3 separate regions of the Homo sapiens genome follow, and all the other regions are linked to region 1. A link is a loop called in an ENCODE intact Hi-C map of the cell type or tissue named here. Cell type or tissue: PC-9. All regions are shown on one strand.

The links. A loop is a pair of places that touch in the nucleus more often than their neighbours do. Peaks named below come from ENCODE experiments on the same cell type or tissue, not always from the same donor. Only the 100,000 strongest peaks of a DNase experiment are listed, where the experiment ranks them.
Region 2: a loop joins it to region 1, with 6 times the contacts of the local background. A loop is called at or near these places in 105 of 110 quality-filtered maps.
Region 3: it touches region 1 in a loop (9-fold over the local background); 12 of 110 quality-filtered maps call a loop at or near these places.

Annotation. Positions count from the first base shown.
Region 1 is chr6:117,445,604-117,453,603 of GRCh38, forward strand. No RefSeq gene overlaps it. Among named protein-coding and RNA genes, the nearest start is that of ROS1, 24 kb to the left of the region's middle. In PC-9, CTCF peaks have their summits at 4,442 (motif pointing right) and 4,643; DNase peaks (open chromatin) are centred at 3,308 and 4,438; H3K4me3 peaks cover 728 bases; H3K27ac peaks cover 1,222 bases.
Region 2 is chr6:117,547,108-117,555,107 of GRCh38, forward strand. DCBLD1 (discoidin, CUB and LCCL domain containing 1) reads left to right here. Exons shown (of 15, transcript NM_001366458.2): 15 at 800-2,690. The coding sequence ends at 1,332. Among named protein-coding and RNA genes, the nearest start is that of GOPC, 51 kb to the right of the region's middle. RefSeq lists enhancers at 424-513, 1,064-1,123, 1,134-1,183. In PC-9, no CTCF peak of the experiment used is centred here; DNase peaks (open chromatin) are centred at 1,864 and 3,174; H3K4me3 peaks cover 338 bases; H3K27ac peaks cover 2,123 bases.
Region 3 is chr6:117,826,601-117,834,600 of GRCh38, forward strand. No RefSeq gene overlaps it. Among named protein-coding and RNA genes, the nearest start is that of SLC35F1, 77 kb to the right of the region's middle. In PC-9, CTCF peaks have their summits at 3,455 and 3,659; no DNase peak of the experiment used is centred here; H3K4me3 peaks cover 301 bases.

The sequences.
Region 1 (8,000 bases):
AAAGTTGATGTGGTGTACAAGGACTTCCTCAGCCCACCTGGTCACCCTCTCCCTCTCTGACCTTCTTCTCTTACATCACCCTCCAACCAGCCAGACTCCTTCTGGTCCTTCCCTCCCCCCGTGAGCCTTTCCCATAAATCTCCACTGCCTGGAAAGCCCACCCCCCTCCCCAGCAGATTCATCCCACCCATCCCTCACATCATTTCCCCAGGGGCACCTTTTCCAACCCCAAAGACTAAGTTGTTTCTTCATTGTATGGTCTCAGGGCTCCTTGCATGCTCTTTTTGCCTACAGTTGCCACACTTATAATTATTTTATTGTCTTATATAACTTTTTGATTATTTATTTAAAGGATTTATTTCACCCTAGATTGTAAATCCCCTGAGATTAGAGAAGGTTTCACTGCTGATTCCTTGAACAACAATTTTGGCTGATAGGTTCAACCATGTGAAATGGCCGATAGACCAACATCTTGACCTTAAAAAAAGTCAGTTTTAGGCTGTGTGCAATGGCTCATGCCTGTAATCCCAGCACTTTTGGAGGCAGAGGCAGGTGGATAACTTAAGCTGAGGAATTCGAGACCAGCTTGGGCAACATAGCAAGACCCTGTCTCTAGAAAAAACAGAAAACATTAGCAAGGCATGGTGGTGCATGCCTGTGGTCATAGCTACTTGGGAGGCTGAAACAGGAGGATTACTTGAGCCCAGGAAATCAAGGCTACAGTGAGCTGTGATCATCCCACTGTACTCCAGCCTGGGTGGCAGAGTGAGAGACCCTGTCTCAAAAAAAAAAAAAAAAGTTAATTTTATATGATCCAATTCAATAACCATTCAATACATATTTATCAAATAAATACATTAATAAACCATACATTGTGGTTTTAGGTGGTGTGTGTGTGTGTGTGTGTGTGTGTATAATCAGCTACTAATGTAAATTTTTACTTTTAAAAGAAACTCCTTAAGTTCTGCTAACTTTTTAAATGTATTTCATTGGGTTTCATAGATATTTCTCAAAGTTAAACACAACAACAAATTCCAAAAATGGTCCCTACTAGAAATACAAGTTTGGCAATTTCCCTCACCTCCTTTGATCTTAGGTTAATTTTCTATTCTCCTGAGTTTTCTTCATTCTTCTGTGAAATTAAATTCAGCCGCCTGTCGAGCTCTCTGGATCCCTTGCAGGTGAGTTCTGCATGACTTCCTTCTGACCTGTGGAAGGAGGAACAAGGAATATTTCCAAATTTTGCACTGCCACCCCCTTCCCTCCCTGAGCGTTAGGCTAGACAGTAGTGGCCAGAAGCCCTTCTTGCTTCTCTCCTCCTGAAATTGATTCAGCCATTTAAGACTATGACTGTTCTCCCACACAGAAACTCCTCTCCAGAAATGCTTGGCCCAAACTCCCCTAACATTTGTAACTTCGTATAACTCTTTTGGTTCAAGTGCAACAAAAAATGAGTGGTACGGTGATGCCAATTTTGAGGTATCATAGTTAAGCCATGCTAAGTCACTTTAAAAACATTCCATTTTATTCCTCCCACAAAGTCACCCCCTCAGAGACTCTGGATGAGGGGAATACTGAGGGAGGAAAACATCCAGAAGAACAGAAAAAGGCAGTGATGTGGGACTTGAAAAATACTGCACAGAATTCTGTCTTCACCCCAAAGGCTGATTATTATAAATTAAACAGTTTGCCCACCTCAAGCAAGCATTCAACAGGCACATCCTATGTGCCAGTACTGTGATAACCAGCACCTTAGAGGCACTGGCATCCTGGCTTATGAAGCCCAAGGAAGGTAAAGAAGAGATGATTTTCCAGGCATGGTGGCTCACGCCTGTAATCTCAGCACTTTGGAAGGCTAAGGCAGCAGGATCACTTGAGCCCAGTAGTTCAAAGCCAGCCTGGCCAACATGGCAAAACCTCATCTGAACAGAATATTTAAAAAACTAGTCTGTCATGGTGGGTGCATGCTTGTAGTCCTAGCTACTTGGGAAGCTTAGGTGGGAGGAACGTTTGAGTCCAAGAGGTTGAGACTGCAGTGAGCCATGATCGCACCACTGGACTCCAGTCTGGGTGACAGAGGGAGACCATGTATCAAAAAAATAAAAATAAAAAATTTAAATAAGAAGAGATGATTTGATGATACAGAGAAAAATAGGAATGATCTAAAAGAAAGCAACTGAAATGGCTTGCTGCTCAAACTTAAAGCCTTTGCTAAATGCCCATGCTTTGGAGCACTAGAGAATGCCTGCTTTAAATATAGGACAAGAGAGGTGCTGTGCATCATGAAATAAAATGATGCCTAACGGCTAACTGGAAGAAAACAAAGATGAAGGAAGAACAAGTGGTCTAAGAAGAAAGGAGCAAGTCCTTCAGAAAGAAGGTTCTTGAAAACATCACATCCTGTCCCTCATCCCACCTCAGGAGCTGCTTGCGATCCAGGACGCCTGAAACCCTGCCTTTCCAGGGAGATTAGGGTAGAAAGCTCTCCCAGTAACAATCTGCTGATTTGAATTTCTGATGAATAGCAGCTCTGTGGAATTTATCAACATAGCCAGACCAGAGCCACTCTCCAAGGGACAAAGAGCCAGCATCGCCTGAGAGGAGAAGCTTTCTCTCCTTCACCCAGACTCAGCACTTGGTCTGTACCTGGCAAAAACAGGAAACAACAGCAATAATAGGAAAAGGAGAGTGTGCACGCACAACAGTCACAGTAATCCTGCCTTGGAAGGCCAACCAGATCGCTCAAGATCCCCACTCCTTTAATCCTTAATGCTCAATTCAGTGAGCACAATTATGAAATCTGTTTTACAGACGAGGAAACTGACGCTTGATTGATTGAGCCAGAGGTAAAACCCAGATGTGTCTGACACTACATCTCCAAATCTCTATATAGCCAAACATTGCATCTGAAATTCATGGCTTCCTTACTCTCTTAAATCATTTCCAAGTTAATTGATTCTATAGTCTATAGACCTGAAAGTAATTAATCATGGAAATGTTGAGGAATAAACTAGTTTTTCATATACTGCCTTTCTACTCATCATCCCTTTTGCTGACAGTCTGCTGCAATGAAAACATGACACCAAGGATCTATTTACTTTATTTTTAAACAGCTTTATTGTGATATAATTCATATACCATACAGTTCACCTATTTAAAGCGTGCTATTCAGAGGCTTTTAGTATATTTACAGTTGTGCAACCAGCACTGCTATCGAATTCCAGAGCATTTTCATCACCCAAAAAAAAAGAAACCCCGACCCATTAACAGCCGCTCCTCATTCCCCCTCCCGACAGTCCCTGGTAACCACTAATCTACTTTGTCTTTACTGCCAACTCTGGACATTTCATATAAATGAATCATACAATATGTGGTCTTTTGTGTCTGGCTTCTTTACTTAGCACAATGTCTTCAGGGTTTATCCAGGTTGTAGCGTGTGTCAGTACTTCATTCCATTTTATTTCTGAATAATACTCTATTATATGAATATGCCACATTTTCTTCACCCACTTAGCAGTTGACAAACATTTGGATTGTTCTCACTTTTTGACTATAATAAATAATATTGCTAATAACATTAGATCCATTCACTTTTAATTCATCAGACTTTCCTTTTACCCTAAGGGTTACTGTGAGCTCCCATAAGTCTGTAACAAATTGCTAGAAGCAAAAAAGGCTAAAATCCCTGGGCAAAAGAGCCATATGTGTGTCATATGTAGAAACTCTGCCCAGTTTACCAACAACTTTCCCATTTTTAGCCTTAAAGTCCTGGGAAAACTTTGTCCCAGGAAAAATGGAACAGTTGATCATCCTAGACTGGAATTTAGCTCAGAAGACAATTCTAGAAAGTCTATTTCCTGGGATGTTTTTTGGTTTCTGGTAAAGGTATGGTTATATTTAAAGAAACTGACTTATGCAGTAACCATCATTTTCCATACTTTCATTTAACAGGAAACAATTATTTTTAATTTTTAGTGAACAATGCCTAACATTTTCATATATACTCATTTTAGAGTTACAATCGATGAGGCTATTTGCCTTGCATATTTTTTAAGTGGAATACTAGTTACATATTCAAAGGCCTTGTTGGGACCGGGCACAGTGCCTCACACCTGTAATTCCAACATTTGGGAGGCTGGGGTGGGTGGATCGCTTGAGCCCAAGAATTTCAGACCAGTCCAGCCAACACGGCAAAACCCCCATCTCTACAAAAAATACAAAAATTAGCTGGGGTTGTGGCACGGGCCTGTAGCCCCAGCTTCTTGGGAGGCTGAGATGACAGGATCACTTGAGCCCAGAAGGCAGAGTTTGCACTAAGCAGAGATGGCACCACTTCACTCCAGCCTGGGTGACGGAAGCAAGACCCTGTCTCAAAGAAAGAAAAAAAAAATGAAAAAAAGCCTTGCTAGAAGCTGAAAAACTTATGTCCACAGGGTGGCGGTGTAACACTCTACAAACTCGGAATTGAAGTAAAAGCTAAATTAACCAAACTTCATCTTTTATTTGAACTATGCGATTTTATGGGAAAATGGGTAAGACCAACCAACTACTTGTGAAACCAGTTGCTTTATTTTATATTGATAAACAGCCACTTATGGCTAACTATTGATATATCTGAACCACAGGGTAAAGACAAGAAATACAAATTGGATGCCTTTTTCGGAGCTTGTTTTTAAAAATGCTTTTGACAGAATTATAGAATCATAGAAACCTTAGAAATCACACAACTCAGTATTTTCAGACATTTTCTCACCAAAAAAAAACAAAAAAAAAAACACAGGTCATGTTTTCTAGTGCTATATATGCCTGTGACATTTAATAGAATGCAACTTCACCTCTTTCCCTTCACTTAAGAAAGAATATTGAAATTCACATGAGTGACTTTAAGGGGCATTATAAGGGTAATCTCAAATCTTTATTTTTAAATTAACTACTCCCTGGCTTCAATCCTTGATTTTTAGAAATAAATTACTTGTATATGGTTTCCGGTCAATCCCAACACATGAGTGTGTGAAAGTCCTTAAAGTGAGGAAGTATGATCGTAGCACAACCTCTCATCAAATGCTGGACCCACTCTGACAGCATCCTTAGCAGATATCTACCCTCAGGGAAATGGACACGAAAACAATGACCTTTAATGTGCATTGGCTCCATTAGCATAAACCCAGTGTTTGCAAGCCTGACATTTATTTTGCATATTTTTTTCTTCTAGATTCTTTTTTCCTTTCTTCTAGACTCCTTTTTCCCTCCTGGGGAAATGTATACCTTTTCTAGCAAACAGCAACAGACTTGGAATTTAGAAGTTATTTTAGTTTGTTCATGTGATTAAAGGTAAGGGAAAATGTATGCACCAGCCACTTACATGATTAAAAAACAACACTGAAATATCTGAGAAAAACAGCTTCTCTGTTATGGTTTGTAACTGGCACCCCAGGCCAGCTTTCACCTTCTGTTAATAATGAGGCACTATAGGCTCAACAGCTGAGCAAAGATAATTTAGCAAAAGAAAGATAAACACAAACTAAATTTGAACTCAGTGATATATATTTGTATTTTCTAACCTTTCTGTGTCAAATCATGATGTCCATGGAATAAAAAGCAATTTGATCTCTCAGGGCTATTTCTGCTGTTATCTGTTTTCTTCTAGGAGTCTTCAGTTCAATCTTAGTGGTGTTTCTTTCAGCCACGTTGATTCAGACATTTATGATGGCATTGCTGATATGCAAACATGTAGGCAAACATGTAGGCAATGAAAATCTAATCTAGGAGAGACTAAGATAGCACATGTTTAAATTATCTACCCTGTTCTATGAACTTTTGTTTTGACAATCTAAATGCCTACTTCTGTGACTCTTCTAAACAAAACTACTGGATAATAACAATTAGATTGATCTGAGTTGTTTTCATTTGTTTTTAATATTAACAAGTGCCCTCCAGGACTGCAATACTTTTGCTGCAGAGGATCTTTGAGGCATAAAATATATACCTAGGAGTGTGAAAACTCCCGTATTAGTCTGAGTTAAATAATCCTTTCTCTAAATAGTATTGCCTGATATGTGTGAAGTGATCCTTTGCTAATTAGTTAATACAATTACTCTCTTTTCCCACGAGGCCAGGGACTTCCCACTTGGAGAGTTTCTCAATAGATCCTGAAGTTTACATAACAACATCCTGTTTGGTAGAATAGGCGATACAAGCACTCTTCTGAGATGAACGATGCTTTTGAAAACTAAATCTTCAATGTTTCTTTTTGGGATGGTTGCTCAACTTTGTAACAGATTTCAAAGGCCCATGAAGGCAACTTGTCTGTTGTTGGTTGCTCCGGCATGCAAAACCAGCTTTCTGAGCTCATTAAGGTTTGTCCATAGGAACTTCCCCTGGAGCTGCCTATGCTGACGTCTGAAAATCTGAGTTACTATTTTTGAGGTCCTGAAGTTCAAACTAGAACTACCTGAGGGTGGTAATCATAATAGCTTCCACTTACTGAACTCCTTACTACCAAAGCTAGCTGTCTAATCCTTGTGGTTTTTATCCACAGGTGCAAATGAAGAAACAAACTGGAAAGCTCAGTGACCTACTCAGTGCAGAGCAAGGTTTGAACCTGGGCCTGATACTTACCTTGACCTTTTTCCACTGAACCATCCTGCTGTCCTGGGGCTCTTTACACAAGGGAGGACAGAGGCTTGTATGGGAAATACCTATATAGCTAACCCAAGAAGCAGTAAGGCAGTGACATGAGTCCTAATGCAAGTTAGAAAGCTGGACAGCTGTGGCCCCTGCCCTAGGACTACTGAGACAGAACACTTGACCTCCATCAAAGTGTCATCAGTGGTTTTTTATTATAGATATCTCTGACTCTTATCCTTTCCTAAACTTGCCTCATTTCAAGGCTTTTTCTGCTTTACTCATTTTTATGTTGTTTGGAATTTCCATATATCTATTACCTTTGTAATTTTTAAGGCAATGAAGATACTTTTTTTTTTTTTTGAGACAGTCTCACTCTGTCACCCAGGCTGGAGAGAAGTGATGCCATCTCAGCTCACTGCAACCTCCACCTCCCAGGCTCAAGTGATCCTTCTGTCTCAGCCTCCTGAGTAGCTGGGACTACAGGTGCGTGCTACCACACCTGGCTGATTTTTGGTGCTTTTTTTTTTTTTTCTGTAGAGACAGGGTTTTGCCATGTTGCCCAGGCTGGTCTTGAACTTCTGAGCTTAAGCAATCCTCCTGCCTTGACCTCCCAAAGTGCTGAGATTGCAGGCATGAACCACCTGTGCCCGGCGGAAGATACAGTTTTAAAGTTTTGCAAAAATGTTGTCCAAAACTAACATTATAGAGGTATTTGATAGTTTTAAGTGTAGTGTGTGATACAAAGTACTGAGATAATTTATAATTATAATAATAATTATTATTATCTGAGACAGAGTCTCAATCTGTCACCCAGACTGGAGTGGGATGGTATAATCATGGCTCACTTCAGCCTTGACCTCATGGGCTCAAGCAATCCTCCAGCCTCAGCCTCCCAGGTAGCTGAGACTACAGGTGTATGCCACCACACCCGGCTACTTTTTTTATTTGTTGTAGAGACAGGGTCTCACTATGTTGCCCAGGCTGCCCTTGAACTCCCGAGCTCAAGCAATCCTCCCACCCCGGCCTCCCAAAATGCTGGAATTATAGGCATGAGCCACCACACCCAGCAATGAGAGAAATTATGAAATTGAATCACGGCTTTCTGAGCAGTTTGAAGTGAAGATGGGAATCAGCACATTGTGGTCCAAATATCCCTCCCACCATCACCTGTCTTACCTGTAATAGACATTGTTAGGTTTCCTAACAATGATTGAAGCAGGTATGGTGAACAAAGGACTGCTGGTTACACATGCTCTGGCAGCAAGTGTCTGTGCCTCACCCACCCCAGCCCCCTCCTTGAGCCTAACACTAAGGTGATTTAGTTATATAGAGGATGACACTCAAGTCTGTTGCACGCATTAGTTAAAACTAAG
Region 2 (8,000 bases), 100 kb after region 1:
TGATCTTTTCCTCTTGGGTCAACCTCCACAGTTACCTCTGAAAGTGCCAGTCTTTCGTTTCCCATAGAATTAAACCAGACTTCCTAGCAAGACAATCAATGCTTTTCCATGCTCTAACGCGTGGCTAACAGCATATACTCAGGATGTGCGTTCGAATCCTACTCCATCGCCCCATTGTGTGACCTAGGAAAAGTTAGTCTCTCTCTGCCTTGGTTTCCCATTTGTAAAATGGAGTAACAGTTCCTACCTCGGGATTTTTTTGAAGATTATTAACATCTTGCTATTGGAATAGCGCCTGGCAAAGAGTAGGAGCTCTATAAATGGGAGCTCCTGGCATCATCCTCACTGTCACCACTAGGCCCTGACCTGTTGCTTTGGTCCTCATATCCTATTAAACAAACTACTCTGTGTCCCTCATACTCTGGCCATATCAACTCTATTTTCGAGGCTGTTTTTTTCTCCATTTCCACACTGTGTGACTTCCACCTCCATAGCTTCTCCAGAGCCAGTTTCAGAGCCACTTCCTCCCTGAAGTATGTCCCCATGCCCCAGGACGTCGTCGTCGCCCCCATCTCTGAGAAGACCCTGCGAAGCTTCCTGAGCAGGCGGTGCGGTTGTGTACTGCCTGCGGGTGGCTTCTGTGGCTTTCACATCAGGGTTTTCCGCAGTGCCTGGGACACCTGAGGGCACCCGGGGGGAAAGTCAGTCACCACGACCTGAAGCAGAGTATCCCCGTCTGCCACTGACAGGCCGGCCCGTGTGTGGTGCCCGCTAGCTGCCATCTGTCTTGTGGTTTCAGATTACCAGCAGCCCCTCATGATTGGCACCGGGACAGTCACGAGGAAGGGCTCCACCTTCCGGCCCATGGACACGGATGCCGAGGAGGCAGGGGTGAGCACCGATGCCGGCGGCCACTATGACTGCCCGCAGCGGGCCGGCCGCCACGAGTACGCGCTGCCCCTGGCGCCCCCGGAGCCCGAGTACGCCACGCCCATCGTGGAGCGGCACGTGCTGCGCGCCCACACGTTCTCTGCGCAGAGCGGCTACCGCGTCCCAGGGCCCCAGCCCGGCCACAAACACTCCCTCTCCTCGGGCGGCTTCTCCCCCGTAGCGGGTGTGGGCGCCCAGGACGGAGACTATCAAAGGCCACACAGCGCACAGCCTGCGGACAGGGGCTACGACCGGCCCAAAGCTGTCAGCGCCCTCGCCACCGAAAGCGGGCACCCTGACTCTCAGAAGCCCCCAACGCATCCCGGGACGAGTGACAGCTATTCTGCCCCCAGAGACTGCCTCACACCCCTCAACCAGACGGCCATGACTGCCCTTTTGTGAACACAATGTGAAAGAAGCCTGCTGTGGTACTGAGCGTCGGGCTGTCACAAGGCACTGGAAGAAGGGAGCCTGCTGGTCCAGAGTGTGCGTGTGTATCGGTGTGTGTGTACACTTGCATGTGTGTGTGTGATCCAGTAGGATCCTAGAGACAACCTGTCATACTGTTTACAAAATTGTGCAGCTGGTTTCGTGCTGACCCTTAGGGTGCGTCTGTTGGGTTTTGTTGGGCTAGAAAAATGAAAATTTTCAGATGGCGTTTTCATTCCTCTGACTGATATTGAGCTGCTTTGGTGTTAAAGGTGTAATGTGTACAGAGTTGTATTTAACAATAATAAAAGTAACTTAAGTTTGCTCTATCAGATTTTAGTTCTGCACAGAGGTTAAGTGGGAAAATGCAGCTGTTGCAAAATGTATATAAATAGTATGTTCATTTTTTTCAGTATATTATCTGATACTGTGTTAGCAGCAGGTCTGCTTAAACCTAGTCTTGTTGTTATTGAGTCATTTCCTCTCCTTTGATAACTAGAACTGAAAGCATTTTTAACATTCTTCTCCTGGAAGAAATGAATTACTTGAAGCATGAAAAGCACACCAGGGTGGTTGTTTATTTAGCAATTATGACTGTAGATTTAAAAACAAGCAAAGAAACAACACCTCAGCAGCTGCCCGTTTCCTTAGTCTCCACTTCAGAGGGGGATGCGAAGAGGTCGGCCCAGCTCCGGTGACCATGAAGGTGGCACAGGAATTACAGTGTGAATGGCTGTGTCAGATGTTTTCGTACCTCAGATTAAAAATATTGCTGAGGTCAGACGCCACAATTTTCATGACTTTCTTCAGAAGTAGCACATTTTCGTGACTTCCGCTGTCCTCTGAAAAACAAAGTTATTTGGAACATGTTCATGCAAAAGTGATTCTGACCAAGTCTAAATCGAGCTTTTCTACTGACATGAAACTGTTGGAAACTGATCTCATTTTATAAGAAATGATTTTCCCCTCAAGGAGGCGTCTGTAATTCCAGAACAGTCCAGACATCAGCTGTACCTCATGCTCAGTAGTTTTTATTTGAGTTTCTTTTGTGAGTTAACTATGGGAGATTTAACCTCTTTTGCCAAAGAGGGAAGTGTGTGTGTTTTTTTAATAGAAAATATGGACCAAAAATTTTTTTCCCTGAAGAATGTATTATAACCCTATTTGTGTGGTTATTACATCCTGTGAAATGTATATATGTTAAAATAATGGGGGTGCTGGAAGGTCATGGCAGACTAGCTGCTGGTTAGTGTGGAGGGGAAATGGTTTACTTTGTAGAGTTTACATGGTTTTATGCGCACACTAATTGTAATAAACTATGCCAAACCAAACTGCCCCTGACTCTCACTAGTCAGCCCTGCTCGCTGGGGTGTTAGAGGCACTCAAGGTTCAGCTTCTGTAAAAAGGCAGGTGCCACAGTGGAAAGAGAAAGAGCTTGGTGCCAGATTAGGCCAGACCCCAATCTACCACAGAAGAGAAGTCTGGCTGCTTCTATAATGATGAGACTCGGTTTCCTCATGTTTGAAAATGGTGTTGTCGTGCTTTCTTCCTCCAAAACTTACTGATAAAAATTAGTTGGAACATTTATCAAAGTGTTGTCTATAGTAGGTCCTTTTTTCTAATGTAAGCCTTCAGTGGGCTGTTTACAGAATTTTAATATTGGAATATTAGACCATAAGCATAGGCCTAGATCTACAGCCCTTCTTTACAATAGAGCTGTCTTCATCTATCACAGTTCTTCTGCGGCACTAGTGATCTAATCATGACCAGTGGGAGAACAGGACTTTTTTTTTTGGATCATCACTTCCTCAGGGTAGACTCTGTAGAACAGGTTGGGTGAGTGGAAAGGTCTGATAAACCCTACACAGCTAAACCTAAACTAGAGGATAAGGGCAGAAAAATTTTACATCTTTCTTTTTTGGTGTTTTGCAATATCAGCATATATGATAAGGCGTGAATGAGACAATTCTAATTGTCTGACTTATGTTATCAAATCCTACTGGGAGGCAAAGATTGTATTCTGCCACTTCTTAAATTTGCGGTTGAAACACATTTGCTATGACAAGCAAGACTACACTTACACAGGCTCCTGAAGCTTTGCTCTGGGTTTTATTATTGTTATTTAAATGTTCATTAACGTTTACAGTCAGCCTAGAAAATAGAAAGGATGTGAGAGATTGTTTTGTGTTTATTTTATACTGCTTTGGATTCTTAACATGAAATCACATTTGTAGGCACAACTGTATATACCATGAATAGCTATGAGACCTTTCCCCACTCTGACCAGTCACAGCAGTCCAAGTGTGGCCACCGGGTTGACCTCACTATTCCTAAAATGCTTATCTTGCATTCATGCACGTACCAAATAGTTATTGAGGTTCTGAGAGCAGTGTTTACCCTGTACTTTCTTGAGTTGAAAGAGAATGCCTAGTCTCTCCCCCAGATCTGAGAGCAGTTGAATCCCTCCAATGAGAAGCTAGGGTGAATACAAACACCCCAACCTGCAAGTATTTCCTGCCCAAAACACAGCCCATGCAGTCACCCCATGCCACATTGCACACCCACCCACACTGCTGTGTTCACATCCCACTACAGATCCCCTGTCTCCCACTGATCTTGCTCCCAGCCTCTCCTTGTTCTGGGATAAATTCCCCTAGGGGCTTTAAAGGTTTTTATTTTGTCTTTGGTATTCTGCAATTTTACTACTATGTATTGAGCTATGAATTTGTTTCTGTTCACATTGCTCAGGACTTGTGCCTCTTGAATCTTAGCATTTATCAACTATGAAAATGATCAGCCCTTTTTTTTGGTTGTTTTCTTTATTTTCTCCTGGAAATCCTATTGGATGCTCATTAGAGCTTCTCATCCTATCTTTGATTCTGATACCTGAGTATTTCCATTTATTTATTTATTTATTTATTTATTTATTTTTAGACAGAGTCTGGCTCTGTCACCCAGGCTGGACTGCAGTGGCACTGTCTCAGCTCACTGCAAACTCCGCCTCCCAGGTTCATGCCATTCTGCTGCCTCAGCCTCCCGAGTAGCTAGGACTACAGGCGCCCACCACGAGGCCCAGCTAATTTTTTGTATTTTTAGTAGAGACGGGGTTTCACCGTGTTAGCCAGGATCGTCTGGATCTCCTGACCTCGTGATCCGCCATCCTCGGCCTCCCAAAGTGCTGGGATTACAGGCGTGAGCCACCGCGCCCGGCTTCCCTTTATTTCTTAAGACATTAGCTAGGCCTTGTGAAGAATTCTGATTTATTTGGTCTGACATTCCTAGGAATTCATAATAGACAGGTTTTCTTCTTATTTAGTCCGCCGTCTTGCTGGAATGATGCCTCCCCAACAGGTACAAGAAAGCATATTTATTAAAATATCAGGCCAGGCACGGTGTATCACACATCCCAGCACTTTAAGAGTCTGAGGCAGGTTGATAGCTTGAGCCCAGAAGTTTGGGGCCAACCTGGGCAATGTAGTGAGACCTCCTCTCTACAAAAAAAAAATTAAATTAGCCAGTTGTAGTGGTGCAAGCCTGTAGTCCTAGTTACTGGGGAGGCGGGAGGATCACTTGAGCCCAGACGGTGGAGGTTGCAGTAAGCCAAGATCACGCCACGGCACTCCAGCCTGGGCAACAGAGCAAGACCATGTTTTTGTTGTTGTTGTTGTTTTTTAAAAAGAGAAAATAGCACAGGTTTAGAACCATACAGAACTTGGGTTTAACTGGAGATTTAATCTTTGTAACTATGTGATTACAGGCATATTACTGGTGCTTTCTAAATCTACTTCTTTATTCCCAGAATGGAAATTATTATAAAAGGGCTGTTGTGCAGACTATATTATAGTGTTTTGTATACATTAGATGATCGATCAATATTAGCTCATTTTCTCTCTGCCCAATCTGAAGTCATCCAACACCATTTGCCTTAGAGTCCTTTTTATTTTTCAAGAGGAGGCTGCCTGTCCTCCCAACAAATGCACTTAACTGTGGCACACACCCTCCTCCCAACAGACTACTTCCACATCCTTTTTTACTTTTTCACCACCATTCAAAGCTCTCCCTTTTTTTCTCACCTAGCTCTACCACCTTTTTCTTTTTGCTGTGACACCTAATATCTTCCAGGCCACTTTTTTCCATTCATTGAGGACATTCACCTAATTCTAGGTCTTCTTCATTCCTCCTTTGTAATCATGCTAGAGAATGAAGTGCCCAACATGGTCATTTTTATGGTTTCTTGACTTCCACTCTAGTAACCTGCTTTCCATTTAAACCACTCCCACACATGTCCACATTCTTGTCATCAGCAAGAACCCCAGCACTGTAAACCTAATCTCCAGCAATTCTCTATCAGCTCAAAACCCCCTGAGTTCTTCAGCTTTCCACCTACTTAGTCACTGATCTCATTTAGATACCAAACCCCTAGATCCCATCATTTTCCTCTAGTTGTTAATCCTTTTGGGTTGCATTTCCTTCCCTATCCATCATCGAACTGGTTTGTCTCAGCATTTTCACTCCATTTTCTTTCCAGGAGCCCCGAACCATGAGACCCCAACAACATAATTCCCCTTGAGAATACCATCTCTCCATCTTCATCACAGCAGCAGGGGAACATTGCAGAACTATTCACACTGTGGCTGTTACAAAAGCTCGGTTTCCAGTTTACTGGGGGCCCATCACTCCTCAACGCTTTTATTTATCTTTGATCCCTTTTTCCGTACCCCTTAGCAATTATTCCAAAGCAGTGCCACTTTTCACACTCTCCCTTACTCTGATCTTGCCACTTCCTTCACCTAAAAATAAAAGTCGTTAAAATCAGAACTAACTTCCTGCTGATTCCTCTTCTCACAAAACCTGTATCCACTTCATTCCTTTCCTCCTTCCTTCCTGTGTCAATGGAAAAAGTGTTAGAAACCTTCATCTGTGATCTTAAATCCCACTGCCTTCCCCTTATCTCTTTGCTCCTATTATCCCTTTTTCCTTTATCTTCTTCTTCCTTTCATTGGAGGTCTCCCCCTCAGCCTTTAAACTTCCTCAAATCTCTCCCAAGTATAAAGAATTCTCCCTTAATATACTAAGCCCTTCTAATTACCTATTGTCTTTCTTCGAACAGTGATCTCTTCTTGGAATTTTTGTCTGCCTTATTTCCATTCATTCTTTTTCTAATGTAGTTTTTAGTCAGTTATATAGGTACACAAAACGTAGTATCCCTTTCCATTTGTTCAAGCCCCTTTTGCATCCTTTCAGGGGATTTTAAAGGGTGCTCACATAAGTACTGCACATTTTTTGTTTAATTTGTACTTAGGTGTTTTTTTTGTTGTTGCTGCCATTGTAAATTGTCCCCACCTCCTCTTTTATGTATCAAGAACTAGTATGGCCTAGTGGTAAAAAGCATGGATTCTGGGGCTTAGACTCCCTGGGCTCAAATTCTGCCTTAGTTGTGACCAAGAAGGACTTACTTTCTATGACTCCATTTCCTTATTTCTAAATGGAGATAATAATGGTATATACCTTATAGGGTTGTGGTGAAGATTACAAGGATTAATGTACATAAAACCCTTACAACAGTGTCTGACCCATGATAAGTGCCACGTGGTGTTAGCTATTATATGCAGCCTTCCTGTTCGATTTCTGTGACTAATTTGTATGCTGCTCCTTTACTAAATGTCCTTATTATTCCTAGTAGCTTTTAGTTGATTCTCTTAGGTTTTTCTGGAATTTGATCACGTTTGCAAATAGTGCTAGTGCTATCTCCTTTCCAATATTTATGTGTACATTTAATTCTATTGGCAATACTTCCAGTACCATATTAAATACTTCTAGTAGCTCCCACCTTAGCATGATGCTGGCTTTTAGGCAGAGATAGATTTATTATGTTGAGGTAAACTTTATTATGTTAAGAAAGCATCTATTTATTCCTTTTTTTCCCCCTCACAAGGAATGTGCTTAATTTTGAGCAAAGTCTTTTCAGCATCTATGGAAAATATGATTTTCCTCCATAGGACTCCTCCCTAGAGCCAGTCAGATGATTAATTACATAATTAGATGTCCCAATGTTAAACATCTGGTTATAGATATGAATCCATTACTGTATTAAATTTGCATGGATAGGATTTTACTTAGGATTTTTACATTAATATTCATTTGTGGGCCAGGTGCAGTGGCTCATGCCTGTAATCCCAGCACTTTGGGAGGCTGAGGCGGGCGGATCATGAGGTCAAGAGATCGAGACTGTCCTGGCCAACATGGTGAAACCCTGTCTCTACTAAAAATATAAAAATTGGCCGGGAGTGGTGGCTTGTGCCTGTAGTCCCAGCTACTCGGCAGGCTGAGGCAGGAGAATCGCTTGAACCTGGGAGGCGGAGGTTGCAGTGAGCCGAGATCGAGTCACTGCACTCCAGCCTGGCAACAGAGCGAGACTCAGTTGCAAAAAAAAAAAAAAAATCTTTTGTGAATCAGGGCTTTTCTTTCTTTGTGGCAATCTTGATCAGATATTATTAGCTTGACAGAAACAATTTAGAATTTTTCTTCCCTTTTTTGGTTCTCTTGCTAGGCATTAGAATTAGCTGTTGTTTGAACGTTTAGTAGCATTGCCCTGTGAAATCATGTATTTTGGTAATTTGTGGGGAGAGCACTTTGACAAT
Region 3 (8,000 bases), 380 kb after region 1:
CTTCCTCTAAACAATATATATGACAATTTTTGCTGTATTAATTACACTTACTACTATGTTGTTCTGGTGTTCATTCAGTCACTTATTTAACATTTAGTAAGGCTTTTTCTAGGTCCTAGTCCTGGGAATGCAGGTAGATGAACAGGAAACCGAATTATAAAAGGGTAATGAGCTCTAGAGTAGACTTAGGAAATAAATTTGGAAGCACAGACGAAAAGTTCTTAATATAGACCCACTGGAGCCATTAGAGAAGAATTCATGATGAAGGAGGTGAGAAAAACGCTGAAAGGCGGAGAATTTATATACAGAGGATTTGGAGATTCAAAGGGCACAATGGAATAGGTGGAGATAAAATTCAGAGGTGAAGAAATAGGGACATGAAAGGCCAGCTAGGTGGGAATGATGGTAGGCAAAAGGATAGAAAATTTCAAGATTTTACATCTGGGATAAAAATGAGGAGTTATGGGAAAAGAATTAATTGTTTTCAAGGTTCCAAAATGAACTATAGGGAAAAGCTATTTTGGAGGTACTTAGACGCAAAAATAATTTTTTGTATACTTATGGGAATGCCATTAGGGTCAATTCTGCTCACTATCAATTAGAAGGGAGAAGTGTTAGAGAAAGAAGGTAGCAGAAAAGAGTTTGGTCTTGAGAAAATGCATTCTAAAATATCCTGGTGATGATAATTACCTACAATGATATTCAGCTCTGTTACGATTTTCCAAACAAATTTCTCATTTTAAAATAGTTGTATTTAGAGAAAAATTGCAAAGATAGTACAAAATTCTCATATACTTCATATCGTTTCCTTTGTTATTAATATCATATATTAGTATAGTACATTTGTCACAATTAATGAACCAATATTGATATATTATAATTAAAGTAGATACTTTTTTGAAATTTTTTAGTTTTTCCCCTAATATCTTTTTCATTTTCCAGAATCTGATCCAGGATACCACATTACATTTCATCCTCATATCTCCTTAGACTACTACTAAAAGTATATGTATAAAGTAATAGGGACCAAGACATTATGTATAAAGTAATAGGAACCAAGGAAAATAGGCCTCTGGGGTGGGAATTTAAATTAATGGGGCTAGAAGTTGGATTGTGTTAATGTTTGCTGTTGCAATAGGTGTCAGAGTCTTAAAATTGCTCTACTCATCTCATTTTTATCTCGTTCTTGACTTGAGATTTTCTAAGTACCCTCCCTCAGAGAGAATCTATGTCTTGAATCTCTTCCCACTGTAATCCATTGTTATTATACTGGAGCCCTGTTGGTGTTGCAATGAGATGTGGAAGAGAGATAGCATTCTATAATATCATGATTAACTCTTGGTCTTTCAGTGGGCCTGTGTCTCAGGTGTGTTACTGTTCCAAGTATTCCTCCAGTGGTATAGTTACACACAACACACAGTTATACTCCCTACTCCTTTCTCTTGTTGCAGTATTGCCGATCTGTTTCCCTGAAGCTCTGATCCATAATGATAGTGCTTTTTTCCCCTGGGGTGAGTTCCTTTTAATAAATGTTTATTTAGCACCTACTCTTTTCTAGGTACTGCTTTGATACTGGGAGAGTAAATTGGTTTTGAGGAAAAAATTATGTTGAAGGAGAAATTAAGGAAAATGGGAAAATTTCCTTCATTAGGAGATAGATTATGTGATCCAGTTTACAAGTAGAGAGATTAACCTTAGATAGTAGCTTGTACAGTTGATCATAGGGTATTGTAACATGCAGGAAGACAATATGTCAGCCCAGATGCAAAGTTGGTTAGTTGATTTAGGTTTATGAAGGTCTAAAGTTAGGAAAGACATCGGAAACTGAGCAGCCTCTCTCTCTGTCTGTGTTTCCCTCTCTCATAACTGTTTACGATAGAGAAAAACACAGAAACCTCTTCTTGTTTGCGCCATTCTCCAGTCTCTCTGAAGTTGACATTTGACACCATACTGCTGTGATGATACTGCTGTGATGGCTGCTCTACACTTCCTTCAGGTCCTCAGTTTAAGAGTGTAGAGTTGCTGTGTCTCAATGATAAGTTTCTGGAAGATAGAACTATACAATTTTCTCATCTGAGGCCAGGTGTCTATCACAGTTTCAGTTACTTACCTATAGACAATAATTTGCTCCACTGTTCACTTTGCATGGACTGTGATGACTGACTTTCTGAGAAGCATATATAAGCAGTTTCTAAAAGGACACATGAGTTGGGGGAAAATTATTTCAATTTCTAGCAAATGGGTTTGTATGTGTGTGTGCGTACACAGTGTATGCCGGTAAAACATCCAAAGTTGATCTATAAATTTCATTTGACATCCTTAAAAATACAGCTACGCTCACATGAATTTAGGATTTGATTTTGGAATAAGGACTCAAGAATAGTGAAATTCAGTTTAAACTATTGGTGCATAGTTTAAATTATAGTTGTAACTATTGGCACATCTTCTTTTATTAACTTTGGATACTTACTCAAGAATATATTTGATTACATACTGCCATGTGAATTCTACACCATAGTGGGTGAGCCATGGCCTTGAAAATATATGCCATAGCTATTCCTCTTTCACTTCTAGTACATTTATCACACTCCAAAATGTCTTTTTAAAACCAACCTTTCACTATGCTTAATAATATCTATTGTATATTTTCAAATAGCTAGAAGAGATGATTTTGAATGTTCTCAACACAAAGAAATGATAAGTGTTTGAGGTGATGAATATGCTAATAACCCAGATTTGATCATTACATATTGTATACATGTATTGAAATATCACTCTGGACAAAAATGGTCAACTGGAAGCAAGCTGCCTTGATTCTCCCACCACAGAAAAACAAAAATAAATGTACAGCACCATGGTGATCACCAGCAATATCCCAGAACCTAAATATGAAGATGAGACAGTTCCCAGAGCCACAGAGAAGTTTTAAAACTTAGCATAGATGATAACAGAATTGGATTTTTATGTCTGCAATGCCCTTCCCCCAATCTCTCAGGCACAAAGCATACAGAAAATTTAACCCTAACACATGATTATACTGGAAAGAGTGAGATTAAGGTGGACAACCAGCTTTTTCACCATTTTGGGTTCCCTGACAGGAGACCTATATTTGTCTCAAGCCATGGGAAGCGTGATGAGTACCTCAAGGGAAAATAATTCCTGAGGACAGTCAGAGACAAAGGGAGGAGGTGGGGCTAGCATCCCAGAGTGGAAAACTCCACTCTGTATCTCAGCCAAAGAAAATGCCAAATAAGAGTGGCTCTTCAGCAGCACCACACAGTAGGAGACACATTCCATGGGTCCCTTGGGCAAAAATCACTAGCCAGCTTTCCCACACTGCCAGGATTTTTTTTTCGGCGGGTCGCGGCCAGGGGGGCGGTGGGGATCGTCTCCATCTGGGATAGGCAGTGCTGCAAAGTTTGCTACGCTGGAGCTGGGGCAAATCTGGGTGTAATGCACCATCTAGTGCTGAAACTGAGGCAGTGACCAAGCAAAAAAAAAAAAAAAAAAAAAAAAAAGAAAAAAATGTATTCAACAGGTATATTACACAGAAATCTCTAGGCAAACATACCCAATACAAATCAAAACAAACAAGACAGAGAAGACTGGAATAAATAATCCTTTCATGCAAAGACATAGACATACATACATGAGAAAAATAGCAGGTGGAAAACCATCATCTCCCCAAATGGACAAAGTAAAGAGCCAGTAACTAAACCTAACTAGATGGTGATGGGTGGGCTCTCTGGTCACAATTCAAAATGGCAGTTTAAAAAAAACTCACTTATCTCCAATACCATCCAGAAAATCATCTCAGAAATTTTTCAAATAAATTTAACAAAGAGATTGTAATAAAAAATCAAACAGAAATCCTGGAACTGAGAAATATAATTGCTTAAATGCAAAATTCATTAGAGGCTCTAAACAGCAGAATGGATCAAGCAGAGAAAACTGGTGAGCTCAAAGACAGGTTATTAGAAAATACAGAGTCAGAGAAGAAAAAAGAAAAAATAATGCAAACAAATTAAGAACACCTACAAGATATAGACAATTACCTAAAAAGAGGAAATCTAAGAATTATTGGTGTTCAAGAGAGAGCTGAGCAGAAGCATGGGGTAGAAAGCTAATTCAAGGAAATAATAACAGAAAAATTTCCAAAACTCGAGAAAGATAGAAATATCCAGGTACAGGAAGGTCAGAGATCACCAAACAGATTAAGTGCCAAATAAAACTACCCCATGGCATATAATAATCAAACTCTCAGGGGTTAAGGACAAAGAAAAGTTTCTAAAGCAGCAAGAGAAAAGAAGCAAATAACATATAAACGAGTTTCAATTCATCTGGCAACAGATTTTTCAGCGAAAATCATAGACCAGGAAAAAGTGGGATGACATATTCACAGTACCGAAAGAAAAAAACTGCCAATCAAGAATTCTGTATCCAGCAAAGCTTTTTTTTTAAACATGAAGGAAACAGAAAGTCTCCCAGAGAAACAAAAGCTGAGGGAATTCATCACCACCAGACCCATTTTCTAAGAAATGCTGAAGGGAATTCAATCTGAAAGAAAAAAAAAAACAAAAAAACTAATGCACAAAAGGAAAACATTTAAAGATATAAAACTCATTGGTAAAGGTAAGTGCACAGACAAACTCAGAATACTCTAATGGTAATTGTGGTGTGCAATCTACTTGTGACTGAGGTATGAAGAATAAAAGACAAATATATCCAAAAAATAGCTACAGAAACTTGCTAAGAATTACACAACATAAAAATACATGAATTGAGACAACAAAAAGTCAAAATATGGGGGTTGGAGTATGGAGTTAAAGTGAAGAGTCTTAAAAGTTTTTTCCATATTCATTTGCTTAATTATTTTCTTTGTGATGAAAGATAAGTTGTCATCTGTTTAAAATAATTAGTGATATGTAGAAGATTTTTTGTAAGGCTCACAGTAACACAGAGCAAAAACCTATAATAAATACACTAAAAATAAAAAAAATGAATTGAAACATGCTACCAGAAAATCACTTAAGCACAAAGGAAGACAGTAAAAAAGGAAGAAGAGAGAAGATACAAAACAACCACAAAACAGGTAACAAAATATCAGTAGTAAGTCTTACCTATTAATAACAACGTTAAATATAAATGGACTAAATTATTCAATGAAAAGACATAGATTGGCTAAATGGATAAATAATCAAGACCTAACCATATGCTGCCCACAAGAAACTCACTTCACTCATAAAGACAGGTACACTAAGAGTGAAGAGATGGAAAAAGATATTCCATGTAAATGGAAACTGAAAAGATTAGGAGTAGCTATACTTAGATAAAATAGAGTACAAGTCAAAGACTGTAAAAAGAGACAAAGAAGGTCACTGTACAATGATAAAGGGGTCAGCAAGAGAACATAACAACAGGATCTATATTGTTTAAAATTTAAAATTTAAACTATTTATATTATATTTATAATATTTTATATTTATTAAATATTAAATATTTATATTTATATTAAATAAATTTTATATTTATAATATAAAATTTAAAATTTAAACAATATAATATAAATATACCCATGTATATAAAGCAAACATTAGTAGATCTAAAGGGAGAGGTAAATTGTGGTTCAATATTAGTAAAAGACTTCAATGCTCCATCTCAGTAACAGATCATCCAGAGAGAAAAATCAAGAAACATTGAAGTTAAACTACACACTAAACCAAATGGGCCCAACTGACACTTACAGAACATTCAACCCCACTACTGAAGAATACACATTTTTCTCATCAGCACATGGAACATTCTCCAGAATAGACCCTAGGTTAGAAAACAAGTCTCAAAAAATTCAAAAAAGTTGAAATCATATCAAGTATTATTTCTGGCCACAATGGAATAAAACTGAAAATCAATAACAATAAGAACCTTGGAAACTAGGCAAATGTATGGAAATTAAACAACATGCTCCTGAACAATCAATTGGTCAATGAAGAAAGTAAGAACACGATTTAAAAATGTCTTGAAACAAATAAAAATAGAAATACAACATATCAAAATCTATGGTATACATCAAAAACAATGCTGAAATGGGAGTTTATAGCAATACATCCTTATCGAAAAAGTAGGCTGGGTGCAGTGGCTTGCACCTGTAATCTCAGCACTTTGGCAGGCTGAAGTGGGAGCATCACTTGAGTCCAGGAATTTGAGACCAGCCTGGACAACATAGGGAGAACCCTGTCTCTACCAAAAATAAAAAAAATAGCTGGGCATGGTGGCACCAACTACTTGGTAGGCTAAGGTTGGAGGATCACTTGAGCTTGGGAGATCAAGGCTGCAGTGAGCTGTGATCATGCCACTTGAACTCCAGCCTGGGTGACAAAGTAAGGCAGTGTCTAAAAAAAAAAAAAAACAACAACAACTAAAAAGTAAAAAGATTTCAAATTAACAAGCTAATGATGCACCTCAAAAAACTAGAAAAACAAAAACAAACCAAAGCTACAAAAGCTACATTTAGTAGAAGGAAAGAAAGAATAAAGGTCAGAACAGAAATAAATGTAGTTGAGACTAAAAAAAATCTGCAAGATTAACAAAACAAAAATTTGGTTTTTTGAAAAGATAAACAACATTGACAAACCTTTATCTAGACTAAGAAAAAACCCAAATAAATAAAATCAGAAACATAAAATGAGACATAACAGCTGATACCACAGAAATACAATGAATTATTAGAGACTACTATGGAAGACTATACACCAACAAATTGGGAATCCTAGAAGAAATGGATAAATTTCTGGACACATACAACTTACCAAGATTGAATCTTGAAGAAATAGAAAGCCTGAGCCTATCAATAACTAGTAATGAGATCAAAGCCATATAAGTTCCCCATTGAAGAAAGAAAGCTCAAGATCTGATGGCTTCACTCCTGAATTCTACCAAACATTTAAAGAAGAAGCTGTCTCAATTCTACTCAAATTAAAAAAAATTAAAATATTGAAGAGGAAGGAATTATACCTAACTCATCCCTGACTCATTCTATGATGCCACTGTTCACCTGTAAGGACACAAGAACAAAAGAAGACTAGAGGCCAATATTCCTAATGAACATAGACATAGACATCCTCAACAAAATATTAATACTAGCAAACAGAATTCAACAACACATTAAAAAATTATTCACCATAATCAAGTCAAATCATTTCAGGAGTGCAAGGATGGTTGTACATAGGCAAATCAATGTATATAATACACCACATTAACAGAACCAAGAACAAAAACCATATGATCATTTCAATAGATGCTGAAAGAACATTGGATAAATGCTTCCTTCTTTACTCATTTTGCTGAGCATTATCATAAAGGGATGCTGAAAAAAACATTTTTTTCAGAAAAGAAGAAACATACCTCAAAACAAGAAAGGCCACATATGACAAAACTATAAGTAACATTATAGTGAATGAAGAAAAATTAAAAACCTTTTCTCTAATACCTGAAACAAAACAAGAATGTGTACTTTTACCACTTTCACTCTACATAATACTAGTTGTCCTAGCCAGAGCAATCAGATAATATAAAGAAATAAAGGACATCCATGTTGGAAAGGAAAAAGTCAAATTATCCCTGTTCCCAGATGACATGATCTTATATTTAGACCTAAAGATTCTGCTAGAAAAGTATAAAAACTGATTCATGATGTTAGTGAAATCACAAGGTAGAAAAATCAACATACAAAAATTAGTATCATTTATATATGCCAAGAGTAAACAATCAAGTAAGCAATCCCTTTCATAAAGCTAAAAAATATAAGATACTTAGAAATAAATTTAAACAAAGAAGTGAAAGATCGCTACAAGAAAAACTATAAAACTCTCGTGAAAAAAACTGAAGAAGACACAAAATTGGAAAGATATTTTATGCTCATGGATTCCAAGAATTAATATTGTTAAAATGTCAATACCACCCAAAGTAATGTACAGATTCAATGCAATCCTTATCAAAATACC